Linked DNA regions of Mus musculus: region 1 is linked to region 2. The links are chromatin loops, found by intact Hi-C in ENCODE. Cell type or tissue: heart. All regions are shown on one strand. Each heading gives the region's core, and the rest is flanking DNA. Links, peaks and the distances in the headings are about the cores only. Region 1 overlaps Csad (cysteine sulfinic acid decarboxylase). Region 2 overlaps Espl1 (extra spindle pole bodies 1, separase).

The links. Peaks named below come from ENCODE experiments on the same cell type or tissue, not always from the same donor. Only the 100,000 strongest peaks of a DNase experiment are listed, where the experiment ranks them.
Region 1: it touches region 2 in a loop (5-fold over the local background); 4 of 42 quality-filtered maps call a loop at or near these places.

What each region holds. Positions count from the first base shown.
Region 1 is chr15:102,174,278-102,182,605 of GRCm38, forward strand. Csad (cysteine sulfinic acid decarboxylase) reads right to left here. Exons shown (of 18, transcript NM_001359126.1): 12 at 5,694-5,810; 13 at 5,552-5,616; 14 at 5,244-5,325; 15 at 4,684-4,883; 16 at 4,504-4,555; 17 at 4,250-4,339; 18 at 2,721-3,509. The coding sequence ends at 3,336. Among named protein-coding and RNA genes, the nearest start is that of Zfp740, 25 kb to the right of the region's middle. In heart, for the core only: no CTCF peak of the experiment used is centred there; a DNase peak (open chromatin) is centred at 4,174.
Region 2 is chr15:102,311,507-102,319,834 of GRCm38, forward strand. It overlaps Espl1 (extra spindle pole bodies 1, separase), which reads left to right. Exons shown (of 31, transcript NM_001014976.2): 14 at 909-1,080; 15 at 1,430-1,558; 16 at 1,677-1,833; 17 at 2,481-2,590; 18 at 3,682-4,670; 19 at 5,013-5,385; 20 at 5,544-5,705; 21 at 7,906-8,119; 22 at 8,197-8,328. Among named protein-coding and RNA genes, the nearest start is that of Pfdn5, 10 kb to the right of the region's middle. In heart, for the core only: a CTCF peak has its summit at 4,957 (motif pointing left); DNase peaks (open chromatin) are centred at 4,015, 4,614 and 4,915.

The DNA of each region.
Region 1 (8,328 bases), core at 56-8,055, 140 kb before region 2:
GAGGGTCTGAGTTCAATTTCCAGCAACCACATGGTGGCTCACAACCAACTGTAATGGGATCCAATGCCCTTCTGGTGTGTCGGAAGACAGTGGCAGTACTCACATATATAAAATATTTTTTTAAATTAACTATCACAACAATAACCCTCTAACTACAATGAATAGGAAAAAGAGAGAAAATATAATCATCAACTATCAGAAATAAAGGTGGCAATACTACAGACCCTACAGAAGTGATACTACAGACCCTATAGTAGCAATACTACAGACCCTACAGAAGTGATACTACAGACCCTATAGTAGCAATACTACCGACCCTGCAGACCCTGACAGGACTAAAGAAACAAGTCTATGTCAATAAGCCCTTCAGCCCAGTTGAAGTAGAAAGGTTTAAGTTTTTAAATGTTATATATTTATTTTACATATGTGTCACAGTGTGGGAATGGGGTTTCTCCTTTTACCATGTGGGTCTTGTTGATTGAACTCAGGTCATCAAGCTTGGCAGCAAGTGCCTTCAGCAGCTAAGCCATCTTACTGGCCTGACAAATTTATTTATTTAATTTAATTTAATTTTTTTGAGAAGTTCTCATTATGTGGGCTTGGCTGGCTTAGAGTTAGCTAGCTACGTGGACTAGGCTGGCCAAGAAATCACAGGGATCCACCTGCCTCTGCCTCTTGAGTGCTGGAAATTAAAGGTACATACAATTATGTCCAGCTCCAACAAATTTCTTAAAAACAAACAAACAAAAACTACAAGTTAATAAAAATGAAACAATCTCAATAGCCTTATCAATTAACTAACTGGATTTTTTTTTCTTTTGAGACAAGATCTTATTATGTACCCATGCTAGACTGGATCTCTATATAGACCAGGCTGGCCTTGAACTCAGAGATCTTCTTGCCTCTGCCTCCTGTGTGCTAAGACATGATCCATCATAACTAGATGTAAAAAAAAAAGTGCATGCATGTACAGATGCATATACATACATACATCTTTAAAATTATTTACCGTGTGTGTGTCTGTGTGTGTAAGAACACCCATGCCATAGCATGCATATACAGTTAGTGAACGACCGCCAGGAACCAGTTCTCTCTTCAAACTGTTGGCTCTGAGATTCAAGCTCAGGTTATTTCACTTGGCAAGAACCACCTTTACCTAATGAGACATCTCAACAGCCCCAGGAGCAGACAGACTATTTAATGTATATTGTAAGAAAAAGCCGAAAACAGGCCATAAAGAACTATGTGGACAGGCACAGTGGTGCAGCCTTTAGTCCCAGCACTTGGGAGGCAGAGGCAAAGGCAAATGCATCACTGTGAGTTCGAGGTCAATCTGGTCGACAAAGTGAGTTATAGGACAGCCAGGGCTGCACACAGTGAGACCCTGTCTGAAAAAAATTTCAATTAAATAAAGTAACTCAATATGCATTCTAATTATGTTGGTAGTGGAGTGTGTGGTTAAAATATACTCTACGAATACTGTCAAAATTGAGCCATCAGGCTAAATCCCCGTACTATGCGGAAAATTCCAGTCTAGAGATCATCACCGTGTTCTATCTCGGCTCAGAGGCCCAGGCGGCTCTGCCTCAGTCTCTGTCGCCCTGAGGCTTTTGGGTGGCTGAGAGATGCAAGAGCGCAGCATGTCCTGGAGGCTGAAACCGGATCATCTGAGGACAGAGCTGTGAAGGTCACCTGCAGGAGTGGCCGCCTCTAAAGGGAGGCTGGAGAACACAACTGCCCGGTGTTCTTGGGGCACTGCAGGTCCTCAGGTGGAGCACGGATCTGGGCCGAGAAGCACAGCAGAAGCCTCAACTGGGAGCCTCTTGAACAGTGGTAAAGGCAAGCACGGCAAGCACTTTACCACTGAAGTACCCCTCAGCCCATAAGGGCTCTGTGCAAAGCGTTTGCCTAGCAGTCTAGTTGCCTTAGTTTTGAGCAGGCTACAACCCTGGCTCTTTTTTGTTTGCTTGTTTTGTTTTAATGAGGATTTTTACAAGTAGCAGGGCCGGGCATAGCAGCAAAAAATGGCACTCATGTGGAATGCAGGAGGATCAGGAGTTCAAGGCCAGCATAGGTTAGGTGAGGCCTTGCCTCAAAAAAAACACAAAACAATAAACCTGATGTAGTGACGTGTGCCTGTAATCCCAGGAGAGGTGAAGGCAGGAGGGTCAGAAGTATATAGCTAGCTCAAAACAAACAAAACATAGACAGACAGACAGACAGACAGGCAGACAGGCAGGCGGGCTGAGATATGGTGCTCGTACCTGGAATCACAGCATTCAGGAAGCTACTGAGGCAGGAGAAGGTATGAAGCTAGTTAGCCTGGGCTACACAGTGAGTTAAGGATAGCTTGAGCTACAGAGTGAGACAGTTTCAAAACACTAGGGGAGGTAAGAAGATGGGGTTCTTATTTCCAGATAAAATCTGGGCCTGTCTTCCTTCCTCCTTCCTTCTTACTAGGTCTCGCTGTGTGGCTCTGGCTGGCTGGACCTCACAGAGGTTTATCTGCCTCTGCCTCTCAGTGCTGGGTTTAAAGGTGCCATGCCTGCCTGTTTTGTTTCTGATATCCCAAGGTGCTATTACATATGACTGACCCCACCCTGAGGCGTCTCTCCCACTACGATTCTGAGTAGAGACGATATCTCTCATGTACTTTCTGTTTGCTTGCTTCAAGTTCTCTATTGTTTAGTTAGAAATAAAGCTTTAAAACATACCAAAATATAATGGAAACCGCAGCTTTATTGTCCTATTTCAGAAGTATGTGATGTTGTTACACAATAAAATGGGGAAGCACAAAAGGTCTGAGAGGTTGATTTGGGAATAACCTAATATCCCGTTCCAGGGAAAACTGCTGACCTTTGGCACAGTTCCACCGACAGCCTTTTCCTATGTGATTTTTAGCCTAACTCAGATACTGTGATTCATAAACTCATATCCAGCTTTTCAATACATTGTACCATTTCTCTCATATTAATAAAAATTCTTTATAAACATAATTTTAATGAAAAATATTTCTTTTTTTCTTTTCTTTTTTTCTTTTTGAGACAGTTTCTCTGTGTAGCCCAGCTCTGTAGTCCAGGCTGGCCTCAAACTGGCTGCTTCTGTCCCCCCAATGCTGGTAGTAAAGGTGTGTGCCCCTGTGCCCAACTTAATAAAAGCATATTTCGTAAGAACATACTGTAGTGTGTTTAGACACCTTCCTGACAGCCAATACTTAGCTGGGAGAGTGAGTGTGTGGGAGCACACACAGTCAAGGCCACTGTTTCCTAGAAAGGTCGATTTTGAGAACCCAGGAGACTACGCAGAGCTTGGGTGGGGCAGAGAGCAGAAGCAGCTCACAGGTCCTGGCCCAGGAGCTCCAGCTCGCCCAGAAGGAAATCTATATCGGCCTGGGCCAGTATGGGGTTGGCCACCACCATTCGGAAGAAGTTGGCCCGGGTCCCATGGGGCTGGTAGCCAATCATCATGGTCCCCTTCTTCACCATGCGCTCCTTGAGCACAGGGGCCACCTGTGGGTAGCAGAGGGAGAGCTGAAGCAGCCGGCCCAGCTCCCTGCGCCGTCCCCACACCTCTGCGGCACACTCACTGCTCACACTCCTTTCCCACCACATGTAACCTGAGTGGCCTTCTCCGAACCCTGCTTTCTTCCTCTGTCTCCTCTCTCTAGGAAAGTTGGAGCTGGGAACCACCGAGCCAGACCTGTCTCTGATATTCAGCACTGCTACTCCCAGCCTCAATACCTTCTCCCCCCCTTAGTTCCCGGCATATTTCTGAGCTGTGCCATGTAATCTAGAGGTAACTTACCAAGCCGCCTTGAACACAAGTGTACACAGGGGACACCACCTCTGCAGTGACAGCCCCAGGAGGGCAGGGCGTTGATGTTCCTGCAGGTTACTGAGGCTGCCAGCACTAACCCATTCTTAGGAGTAAGGATATAACATATCCCCCTGCCTCTGCAAGCCTATCTGGGATGATGAGCTATTCCTGATCTGTCTTTGGCCTTAGTTCCAGCACAGACATCTGCGTGGTGCACGCTGGTGACTTCCTCTGGTAACCCCATCTCTGTTTCCTTTCTTTCCAGAAATATATTTTTCTCCCTACCTGCCCCCCATTAAAAATGAGGGTAAGGAGGTGCCTGCCATCTCAATAGGCAGGAATATGCAATACCAGGCAGAGCCAGCAGAGGGCAGAAACATACCTGCTGCTTAGTTCCTGGAACTGGGTTACCAGAGGGCAAAGACTAGACTACCTGAGACAGCCTTTGGCTGTAATCTGGACTCTCCTTCTTCCCCCGAAGGCTGGGAGGCACAAACCAGAAGCACACGTTGACGAACTCGGGCTGAGGGGAGGGATGAGGGAGGCATGAGTTGGGGAAGGAAGGGAGGGAGGAAGGAAGGAAAGAAGGGGTTGTTTCCCTGTCTTTGCTCCTGGTCCTTTATGAGGCTTCATGTCTGGAACAAGGTGGGGGCTGGGAGAGGCATTCAAAGGAGCCAGGAGTCCTACCTCCATTACCAACTCAAATCCTTCCCGCTTTTTAATCTCCTCCACCAAGTACCTGGGGGGAAAGGGTAAGAAAGCACACATGGGGGAAAGGAGGCAACAGGGAGGCGGGGGAGGCCTACAGAGGCCCCAGGAAGGCCATGGAGAGTGGAAGAGAAGGCGATCTGGGTCCTTCATGCTTACCGGGTGAGAGCAAAGGCCTGGTCGATGCGCCGCTCCAACCCCTGCCCACCCTGTGCCTTCCACATGAGCCATAGCTTCAGACAGTCCACGCGGCGGCCACACTGCACCACTTTGTCTCCGGTGTCCAGAGCCACATCGTAGAACTTGTCTTGCTGGAAGAGGTAGCTGGCCTGGGATCCATGGCAGCGCTTGAGCAGGTTCTGTGGGGAGGAAGCTATCAGCAGGTCGTCCTGAGGCGCTACGCAGCAGGGTCTCAGCTCAGTCTCCTCTCTCCTCCCTGGAGTTAGCAGCACTGAGGCAGCTGCCTGCCAACACAAGAGCTCTTCCCAAATTCCGCCCCAGATCCCTCCGACCATAAGAACAAGACAGAAATCCTTTCTGTCCCATGGAAACAATTCCCTGGGCACATGGAGCTCAACACGGGGTTAGGGTGGTCAGAGAGGTGTGGCTTCGGCTGGGAGAGCTAAGGGAGCACGTTAAGGCCCAGAACTCTCTGGTGAGACAGATAAACTAGGGTCTAGAGAAAGGAAGGCTGGGGTCTGGAACCAGGGCAGACCCACCGAGGTGTCCCGGAGAAGAAGAGCGGAGCACTGCAGCCCTGCGGCGAGAAGCTTGTGAGGGTTCCAGGCCACAGAGTCAGCCCTGGGTAAGACAAGGCAAAGCTGGGTCAGTGGCTCCTCCAATCAAGATCAAGGTCAAGGGTACCCTTCCCCTACAGCCAGGAAGAATTCCCATAATTACCCTCCCTCTAATCCAAAATCAATCATCTGTCCGTGTCCCATCTCACCCTCCCCAGGCTCCCTTGTTTGTGGCTATCCTGAGAACCAAGGGTTGGAAGGGAGGGGTTTGGGAGGGAGGCCATATGCACCTCTGGATCCCATCCAGGAGATGCCTGTGTGTCCGAGACAGCAGGACGCTCCCACCCCAGGCAGCCTGTGGAGCAGGAGGAACAGCGTGGGTCTTGGCCTCAGCGTAGCCCACCCTACCCCCGTGACCCAAGTCTCACTCACATCCACATGGAACCACAGTCCGTGTCGCTGGCAAACATCGGCAATTGCATCCAGGGGGTCAAAGGCCCCTAGCACGGTGGTACCAGAGGTGGCACTGACCAGAAATGGCACAGAGCCCTGTGGCCAAAAGGTAGAGGAAAAAGAAGCTGTGGAGTCATTGTTAGAACTGGTCAGAGGCTGTTGCTAGGCCCTGAGCTCTCTGCACGCCTTTCCCAACGCTGAGTCAGCCTCCTCTGAAGTCTGCAGGCAGCGGACGCTACATCTCAGCGGAACCTAGGTTTACCTATCTCCATGGCTTATGCTCTTTCAAAAACTTTTAATGTTGGGCTGGAACGACAGATCGACCAGCGAAGTGACTAGTTTGCAGGTATGTGGTGGACCTAAGTTCCATCCCCAGAATCTATGTAAAAAAAAAAAATAAGGTGAGGTATGGTGGTGGCACGTGCCTGTAAACCCAGCTCCAGGGAGCCAGAGATAGGCAGGCCCTGGGGCTTGCTGGACAGCCAGCCTCATCCAGCTGGTGAGCTCCAGGCCGGTGAATGAACACCTCAAAAACAAGGTGGATGACTCCTGAGTGCAACACCAGAGGTTGATATTAGGGTTCCACATGCACACCATGACATACGTACACAAACACGCAGACTCAGGAACACACATGCACATGAACACACACACCTACGAACATGAGCATGTAATATCTCCCCCCGCCCTTTTTCTTTTCTTTTTTTTCCCTCAGAGCTGAGGACCAAACCCAGGGCTCTATCGCTGAGCTAAATCCCCAACCCCAACATGTAATGTCTTACTGAAGGTCAAACACTACTGAAAAGCCCCCGTACTACAAAAGTCCATACTAACATCGGATTAGTAATTAAAAATAAAATTAAACTACTACAGAGAAAAGTCCAAGCACAGATAGGTTCACGGATGAATTCTCTCTAACATTTAAAAGGATGTACACTGCTGGGTGGAGGGAGAGGTGGCTCAGCAGCTGAAAGCACTGGAGAACCCACACACACATATAAAATAAATTTAAAGTAAATCTTGTAACAATAAAAGCATTGTCTGCTCTTCCAGGGGACCCAGGTTCAAGCTCCCGCATGACAACTCATAACTGTGTGTAAATCCAGTCTCAGAGGATCCAACACCCTCTTCTGGCTTTCCTGAGAGCCAGGCACACACATTGACACACAGATACACATACATACAGGAAAATCACACACACACACACACACACACACACACAAAAGCAAAATTAAAAACAATGAACAGGTAATACTAGCTCACAACTATCTCTTCCCCCTAAACAGAATACATAAAACCAACCAGAGCTGGAGACAGACAGCTCAGAACAAGAGCACATGCCTACCTGGGCTCCCACACCAAACGAACAAAATGCAAACAGCAACAAGAAGACACACTGTCAACTGTGTGTACACACACTGGTCAACTGTGTGTATACAGTGAAACATGAGCCCAAACATGACACCAAGAGGCAGGTGTGACAGTGCACACATGCAATCCCAGCATCTGGGAAGCAGAGGCAGGCAAGTCTCTGTGAATTCAAGGCCAGCCTGGTCTCCACTGACAGCTCTGGGACAGCAAGAACCACATAGTGAGACCCTGTCTCAAAAATGAAGAGAAGCTAAGAAAATAATCTCCTGTGGCAAGGCCTGGTGGCACTGGCCTATAATCTCAGCTATTCAAGCAGTTGAGGAAGACTGACAAGTTTAAAACCAGCAAGAGATACATAGAGAAACCCTGTCTCAAAGAACATCAATCAGTCAATCAACTAGTTAATTAATTAAAGTTCCAAAGTGAGCTATGGAGCGCTCAGTGATGGAGCACTTGCTTGAAATGTCCGCTGCCCACCACCCCACGTATACACACAACGCTACAGGAAGCCAAAGGACTGGCAAGCGTGGTACCCCGCTTCATTAAATTATGCTATGTGTGATGGTGCACACCTCTCAGCATGTGAGAGGCAGAAGCAGATGGTTATATTTGAGTTCAAGGCCAGCCAGATATAAATTCCAGGCCATTGAGGGAGGGCTACAAAGTTAAACTCTGTCTCACAAAATAAAAAATAAAGACAAAAATAACGTGAATGATGAGGAAGTGGGTAGATGGCTCAGCAGTTACAAGCACCTGCTACTGCTGAAGACCTGCAGTTAGTTAATCCTAGTGCCCACCCCGATGATGATGACTTATAACTACCTATAACACTAGTTCCAGGGAATCCAACACCCACTTCTGGTCTCCATGGGCACTGTGCTCACATGCATGCCCATGCACAGTCACACATAAAGAAAATTAAAATTAAAAACGAGCCTTTAAAAATTTTAAATAGCCAGCAGTGGTGGCGCACGCCTTTAATCCCAGAACTTGGGAGGCAGAGGCAGGCAGATTTCTGAGTTCGAGGCCAGCCTGGTCTACAGAGTGTGTTCCAGGACAGCCAGGGATACACAGAGAAACCCTGTCTTGAAAAACCAATAAATAGGGCTGGTGAGATGGCTCAACAGGTAAGAGCACCCGACTGCTCTTCCGAAGGTCCAGAGTTCAAATCCCAGCAACCACATGGTGGCTCACAACCATCCGTAACAAGATCTGACTCCCTCTTCTGGTGTGTCTGAAGACA
Region 2 (8,328 bases), core at 199-8,198:
AGTAGAAATTTCCTCACCTAGTAGTAAAGATACTAATTTTTTTCTTTGCCAGTTTCTGCATTGGCAGAATACATAAAAGGGGGTTAGAAGCTGGGGGGGGGGGGCAACACAGGCTGATGTGGTAGCCATTTCTGTAATTCTGAGACTGAGGCTGGAGGAAGTAGACTTTGAAGTCAGCCTGGGATGACTATCTCAAAAAGAGGAAATAGTGGTTTGGGTGGGAGGAGACAGTGGTCTAGGAAAATCCAGTAGGTTCCAAAAATTCTCAATTTTGCTCCAAATCACCTGTGAGCCTTGATCATCTCTACTTCTGTTCAAGCTCTAGTTTTTTTTATACATTTCTTTCTTTTTTATTAACTTTATGTATATGTATGTATGAGTGCACTGTCGCTGTGCTGATGGTTACGGTTGCTTGCTCGCTCCGGCTTAAAGATTTATTTATTATATCTAAGTACACTGTAGCTGTCTTCAGACACACCAGAAGAGGGTGTCAGATCTCATTACCGATGGTTGGGAGCCACCATGTGGTTGCTGGGATTTAAACTCAGGACCTCTGGAAGAACAGTCAGTGCTCTTAACTGTTGAGCCATCTCTCCAGCCCCAAATTCTAGGGTTTTTTTAGGGGTTGTTGTTGTTGTTTTTCCATTCTTTTTGTTTGTTTGTTTGGGGTTTTGTTTTGTTTTGTTTTTCGAGACAGGGTTTTTCTGTATAGCCCTGGCTGTCTTAGAACTCACTTTATAGGCCAGGCCTCGAACACAGAAATCCGCCTGCCTCTGCCTCCCGAGTGCTTGGATTAGAGGTGTGCGCCTCCACGCCTGGCTTGTTTTTCATTCTTGAAGGCAGAGATTTGCACCCCAGACCTCTAGGGGCATCTATAGCTTATGTGACTTTTCTTTCTTCCTTCCTAGGTAACTGCAGGCGTTTCTTTGTTGCTTTCTGTGCTTCGGGATCCTGCCCTCCAGAAGTCATCTAAGGCTTGGTACTTGCTACGTGTCCAGGCCCTGCAAGTTCTGGCTTTTTACCTCAGTCTCTCGTCCAACCTCCTCTCAAGTGCCCTGCGTGAGCAGCTCTGGGATCAAGGTGAGAGAATGGGGCTGCTGGCTTTCTTGGGTATGGTCATGATTTCTTGTGCTGGTGATTTTTCTTTGCAGCCATCTGCCCGTGCTGTCAAGCTTGTCAAGCCACCTACCTGGAACCTGCCTGTGCCTGTGGCAGCAAACGTTTTCACCTCAGCTGCTCCCTGTAATAATCCCTTGGCCAGCAGCTGCTTGGAATGTTAGAATAAAAGGGATCTTAGAGGGAAAGAGCTCTGTGTTCAATTAGTTCTGTCTACCCATGGTGCAGAAGGAAGAGTGCCTTGTGTTTGCTATCTTAGTTGAAGGTCTAGGCTTGCTGTTGTAATCATCTCTGCCCACCTCTTCCACACCAGGCTGGCAGACCCCGGAGACGGCGCTGATTGATGCCCACAAGCTCCTCAGAAGCATCATCATTCTGCTCATGGGAAGTGATGTGCTCTCCATTCAGAAAGCAGCCACCGAGTCGCCCTTTCTGGACTACGGTGAGTCAGGAGGAGAGCAGGTCCCTGTGGGATTGCACACACCAGTTGTGATGGCTGTTGTGTTTCCGGTGAATCCGACTGTGGCTCCACATTGATGTCTGTCTTTCATTCACCGCAGGTGAGAATCTGGTGCAAAAATGGCAGGTTCTCACAGAGGTGCTGACCTGCTCGGAGAGGCTGGTCGGCCGCCTGGGTCGCCTGGGGAACGTGAGTGAGGCCAAGGCCTTTTGCTTGGAGGCCCTAAAACTTACGACTAAGCTGCAGATACCTCGACAGTGAGTACGAGGACCAGTGCTGGCTCCTGCCATGTGCTTTTGAGTGTGGATTCCCCAGTGATTATAGAAACTCCATGTTATATCTAGAGAGATTGGTGGGAGAAGGCTAAGCAGGAAATGCTGAGATAATCAAGGTTAGAAGCTCATATGCCTGATAAATCTGTAAAGGACAACTAGTATACTCTCTGCCTTTGCTTAAGCGTTCGTCCTCATGCGGCTTGGTAAGGAGCTCGGTTGGGATTACCTGAAGTGTGATTTGGGATGAGACTGTTAGAGCAACACTTCTCAAACTGTGGGTCCTGACCCCTTTGTGGGCTTGAACGACCCTTTTCATAGGGGTAGCATACCAGATATCCTGCATGTTAGATATCTAAATTATGATTCATAACAGTAGCAAAACTACAGTTATGAAGTAGCAATGAAAATAACTTCATGGTTGGGGGTCACCACAACATGAGGCACTGTGTTAAAGGGCTGCAGCGTTAGGAAGGTTGGGAACTGTTGGTATAGAACGTTTCTACCAGAGAGGCTGTAAGTCAGTTTATGGACTCGGCAAAAGATGTGGAGGCCTGGGCCTGGGAAAGGGTAAGGAGAGACTTCGAGGTAAACGGTAGTCCACTGACTGGTTCTCATCCCCTCCTCACAAGGTGTGCCCTGTTCCTTGTACTGAAGGGTGAGCTGGAGCTGGCCCGGGGTGACATTGACCTCTGTCAGTCAGACTTGCAGCAGGTTCTCTTCTTGCTCGAGTCTTCCACAGGTAAGCTACCAAGTTCTCTCCCAAACTTGGTGGGGAGAGTTCATATTACAGCATTTACAATATATGGAAAGGTTTGGATGCATTCTAGTCAGACAGGTTTTCTGGTTCTACACAATACTGACTTCAGCTCGACCATTACTGTCTGTGTCGTGTCTCCCCCCCCCCCCCCAACCCCCAGTGCCCTCCCAAGTCCCCAGTGGTCCCCCAAACCCCCAGTGGTCCCCCCCCCAGAGCAAATCTGCACAGGCTGAATTTTCATGTTGCTACTATGATGACTTCGGCCTCTTTCTTTCTTTTGTTCTTTCTCTCTTTCTTTCTTTTGAAACAAGGTCTTTCTGAGTAGTCCTGGCTGGCCTGAACTCACTAGTTAAACCAGCTAGTGAGCTTTAAACCATGAGCTTTAAACTCATGGAGATAACCACATCTGTCTCTGTCTCCCCAGTGTGGTGACACATGTCTCCCCAGTGTGGTGACACATGTCTCCCCAGTGTGGTGACACATGTCTTCTATTCCATGATTCTGGAGGCAGATCTCTAGGAGTTCCAGGCCAGCCAAAGCCTTGTAAGGAGACCCTGACTCAAAAAACAACCAAGCAAAATAACTATTTTAGGGCTGACAAGATGGCTCAGAGCCATTAAGCCTGACATCTTGAGCCACGTAGTGGGATGAAGAAAGCTCTTTAAAAGCTGTTCTCTTAACTCCTACATGTATGTGTGGCACGATCATGTTCACACACACTAATTTTTTTAACAAAGGATTATTTGTGGGCTGGAGATTAAAGGTATGTGCCACGATGCCCAGCTTGTCCATATTCTTACCTGTGTCACCTTGTGTGCACCTTCTCTAACCCAGGTAGGAACACAGCTTTGAGGTATAGGAGTGGCGTGTGGACTAGACTGTTGATCCCTTGTTGAGTGGGAAGAAAAAACTAGGGTTTTGGTTTTTTGTTTTTCTTTTTTTGTATGTTACATAGGTACTCTGAGTAATTTGTAAGTAAATAGTGCATACAGTTGTGGGGTTGAGCCCTGAGGTAGGTAGAGCTCTTGAGACCATTTCTCAGTGTTGTAACTTGTGATCTGTCCTCTCCCTAGAGTTTGGTGTTGTGACCCAGCATCCAGACTCAGTGAAGAAGGTGCACACGCAGAAAGGGAAGCATAAGGCTCAAGGCCCATGTTTCCCACCCCTGTCAGAGGAGGAGCCCTTCCTGAAAGGTCCTGCCCTTGAGCTGGTGGACACTGTGCTCAACGAACCTGGTCCCATCCAGTCCTCTGTAAACTCCTCCCCAGTCCTGAAAACCAAGCCACCACCCAACCCTGGCTTCCTGTCTCACTTGCCCAGCTGTGACTGCTTACTGTGTGCCAGCCCTGCCCTCTCAGCAGTCTGTCTGCGCTGGGTGCTGGTCACTGCCGGAGTGAGGCTGGCCACCGGTCACAAAGCTCAGGGTCTGGATCTGCTGCAAGCTGTGCTGACGCGTTGCCCTGCAGCCACCAAGCGCTTCACACAGAGTCTCCAAGCTTCTCTGAATCACAGAACAACCCCCTCTTGTGTTCCCAGCCTCTTTGATGAGATCATGGCTCAAGTGTACACGCACTTGGCATTGGAGTTCCTGAATCAGACATCTGAAAAGAGCCTGGGGAAGGTCCTGGCGTCGGGGCTGAAGTTTGTGGCAACACGGATACAGAGCTTGGAGATCTGGAGAGCCCACCTGCTCTTGGTTCAGGCCCTTGCAAAGCTGGCCCACTTCAGCTGCTGTACTTCCGAACTCTTTGCAAGCTCCTGGGGCTGGCACCCACCATTAGTAAAAAGTCTGCCAGTCTTAGAGCCTGCTAAAATTCGGAGACAAAAATGCTCTGGACGGGGCCGCCGGCGGATAGCCTCTGTTCCCCCACCCCTCCATAACAGCTCTCAGAAAGGTCTGGAAGAGGAAGGGCCACCTTGTACCCCTAAGCCTCCAGGTCGGGCTAGGCAAGCTGGCCCTCGTGTCCCTTTCACCATATTTGAAGAAGTCCACCCCACCAAGAGCAAGCTCCAGGTTCCCTTGGCTCCCAGGGTCCACAGGCGGGCCCAGACTCGCCTCAAGGTAAGGATTGTGGCATGAGGATGGTTTTGTACAGAGCATAGGCCTTGTCGATGAGCTCCCAGCCAAGAGGAGGGTCGTCTGTCTGCAGCACACCACACCCTGGTCCCTCTCAGTTGTGGCCTTTGTTTCTCCCTTTCCTTCTGTCCCTCTGTTGTCCTTCCTCTCCATCTTCTGTTGCTTCCTCTTGCAAACTGAGACCATGGGCTTTTGAGTGGCAAGTGCTGTGGGAAGTCAGTTCTGACCTCATCAGAGGCCTGCGAGTGCCTCCATAGTGCCACCTGCTGTTTGAACCTGTTGTTGAGCATCTCATGGCCTTTGTTTCTCCCTTTCCTTCTGTCACAGGTGATCTTCAGTGATGACAGTGACCTGGAAGACCTTGTCTCAGCTGACACACAACTTGTAGAGGAGCCTAAGAGGCGAGGGACTGCTTCCCGTACCCGGGGCCAAACTAGGAAGGGACGTAGCTTAAAGACAGATGCGGTGGTTGCTATAGAAAGTACCCCTGGACATTCCAGTGTCAGTGGGAGGACTCGGAGGGCCAGGAAGGTGGCTTCAAGAAATTGTGAAGAAGAGAGTCCCAAAGCACCCCTCTGTGTCTGGGCCAGCCAGGGACCCGAGATCATGAGAAGTATCCCTGAAGAGGAGCCAGTGGACAACCATCTGGAAAAAAGCTTCGAGATTCTCAGGGGTTCTGATGGGGAAGACTCGGCCTCAGGTAGGACTTCAAGGGCAAGAAGCAGAAGGCACGTGTTCTGAAGTGTTTGTCGGGTGTCCCTGGGACCAAAACTTAAGAAATAACAGTACCAGTGCCCAGAAGGAAAACCCTTTGCTACCTCTGGGGAGGAAGCATGAAAAGCAGTGGTGTCTCCCCAGGTGAGAAGGCGGCAGCTGCAGACACTGGTCTACCCGTAGGAGAGTGTGAGGTGTTGAGACGGGACTCCAGCAAGGCAGAGAGACCTGTCTTGTACTCAGACACGGAGGCCAATAGTGACCCTAGTCCTTGGCTCCCACCCTTCTCAGTTCCTGCACCCATTGGTGAGTATGCGGACTACTGAGCTTAGATTACCCAGAGGGCTGAGCCAGCTCTCTTAGTTTTCTATCCTTTTTCAGGAGGCACACTTTTAAAGGACTTTTTTTTTTTTTTTTTTTGACATATAATCTCATGTAGTCCAGGGTGGCTTGTGGGATTACAGGTATCATCACATCTAGCGCTTGCTCGTGCTCGCTCGCTCTCGCTCTCTCTCTCTCTCTGTTGGGGGGTGCTGCATGTGTGTCATTTGTGTGCACACGTGTGTAGAGGCCAGAAGGGGACATGGAGTGTCTTTCTCGCTTGCTTTTGCTCGCTGATGGAGTGGCTGCAGCCCCGGGGCTGTACTTGTTTCTGCCTCCTTAGCACTGGAGTTATAGGTGTAACTATATCTGTGCCTGGCTGCTGAGCATCTAAGCCTTTGGCTCCCCAGTGCTGGGATTGAAGGCTCAGCTTTTCATTTATTTGGGAAGAAAGTGGCATTTGCATACCTGTCTGACCTGAGGAGGTCAGAGGGCACCTTTGGGAGTCGCGGTACTCCTCTTTACCCACTGAATCATCTGGTTGGGGATCCTTGCTTTGCTTTTGAGATGGAATCTCATGTAGCTCAGGCAGGCCTTGAACTCCTAATCCTCCTGCCTCAGCCTTTCATGTGCTGGGACTAACCTGCATGTACTACCACACCCCAAAGGCTCAGCTTTTTTTTTTTAAAGACTTTCTCTTTTCATTTTATTTATTTATTTATTTATTTATTTATTTATTTATTTTGGTTTTTCGAGACAGGGTTTCTCTATGTAGCCCTGGCTGTCCTGGAACTCACTTTGTAGACCAGGCTGGCCTCAAACTCAGAAATCCGCCTGCCTCTGCCTCCCAAGTGCTGGGATTAAAGGTGTGTAACACCACGCCTGGCTTTTTTTTTTTTTTTTTTTTAAGATTTACTTATTTATTTATAATAAGTACACTGTAGCTGTCTTCAGACACTCCAGAAGAGGGGGCCAGATCATGTTACAGATGGTTGTGAGCCACCATGTGGTTGCTGGGATTTGAACTCAGGACCTGTGGAATAGCAGTCCATCCTCTTAACCGCTGAGCCATCTCTCCAGCCCCAAAGGCTCAGCTTTTAAAAAATTTATTTTTTGAGACAAGGTGTAATATAGCTTCCACTGGTCTGGAATTTTCTATGTAGCCAAGGCTTATCTACCAAATGGTAAGAATATATGCCTACACCACTATGCCAGGCTTTTTCTTTTTCCTCTAGTTTATATATATATACACCACACACACATACACACTGTCGCTGTCTTCAGACACACCAGAAGAGAGCATCAGATTCTATTACAGATGTTTGTGAGCCACCATGTGGTTACTGGGAATTGAACTCAGGACCTCTGGAAGAGCAGTCAGTGCTCTTAACCGCTGAGCCATCTCTCCAGCCCCTTTCCTCTGATTTTTTTGAGGCATTATGTCACTGTGGTCCCAGCTGGCCCGGAATTTGAGAATATTGATCCTCAGTTTCTAAAAGTGCTGGGATTAGAGGCTCAGCCATCCCTGTGTCTCCCAAACTGTCTAGATCCAGCAGCCTCTGAGCCTGGTTGGATTCTGCATTTTATGTAAGAGACTTAGTCTGCCTGCACTTTTGTCTTTTTAGTACAAAGGGTCTTTGGGGAGGACAGGGCGCAGTGAAGCAGTGAGGAGATGTCCTGGCTCAGTCCCTTGGATGCAGCATCTGCTCTTCATGGAAGGTGGGGCTGGGACTCCCTGGAAGTTCCTAGTAATTAAGAAGCAGGATGCGGGCTGGAAAGATGGCTCAGCGGTTAAGAGCACTGACTGCTCTTCCAAAGGTCCCGAGTTCAAATCCCAGCAACCACATGGTGGCTCACAACCATCTGCAATGAGATCTGATACCCTCTTCTGGTGTGTCTGAAGACAGCTACAGTATACTCATATATAATAATAAGAAATAAATCTTAAAAAAAAAAAAAAAAAAGAAGCAGGATGTGCTGGGTGTGGTAGCTCACGCCACTAATCTCAGCACTTGGGAGGCAGAGGCAGGCGAATTTCTGAGTTTGAGACCAGCCTGGTCTACAGAGTGAGTTCCAGGACAGCCAGGGCTATACAGAAAAACCCTGTCTCGAAAAACAAAACAAAACAAAAAAGAAGAAGAAGAAGCAGGATGCCCATCGTAGCAATAATCTGACTTCTTTCTAGATCTTTCTACCCTGGATTCCATTTCTGACTCATTGAGCATTGCTTTCCGTGGTGTTAGTCACTGCCCTCCAAGTGGGCTCTATGCTCACCTCTGCCGCTTCTTGGCCCTGTGTCTGGGCCACCGAGATCCTTATGCCACTGCGTTCCTTGTTGCTGAGTCTATCTCCATCACCTGCCGTCACCAGCTGCTCACCCACTTGCACCGACAGCTCAGGTGAGGGCTTGCCGTCTGCTGGGTAAAATGGGTAAACTGCCTGAAAGGAGCCAGACTCATTCTTGTGTTGTCTACAGCAAGGCCCAGAAGCAGCAAGAATCACCTGAACTGGCAGAGCATCTGCAGAGGCTGGACCTGAAGGAGAGGCCCGGAGGTGTCCCACTGGCCCGTATCCAGCGCCTCTTTTCCTTTAAGGCTTTGGGATCTGG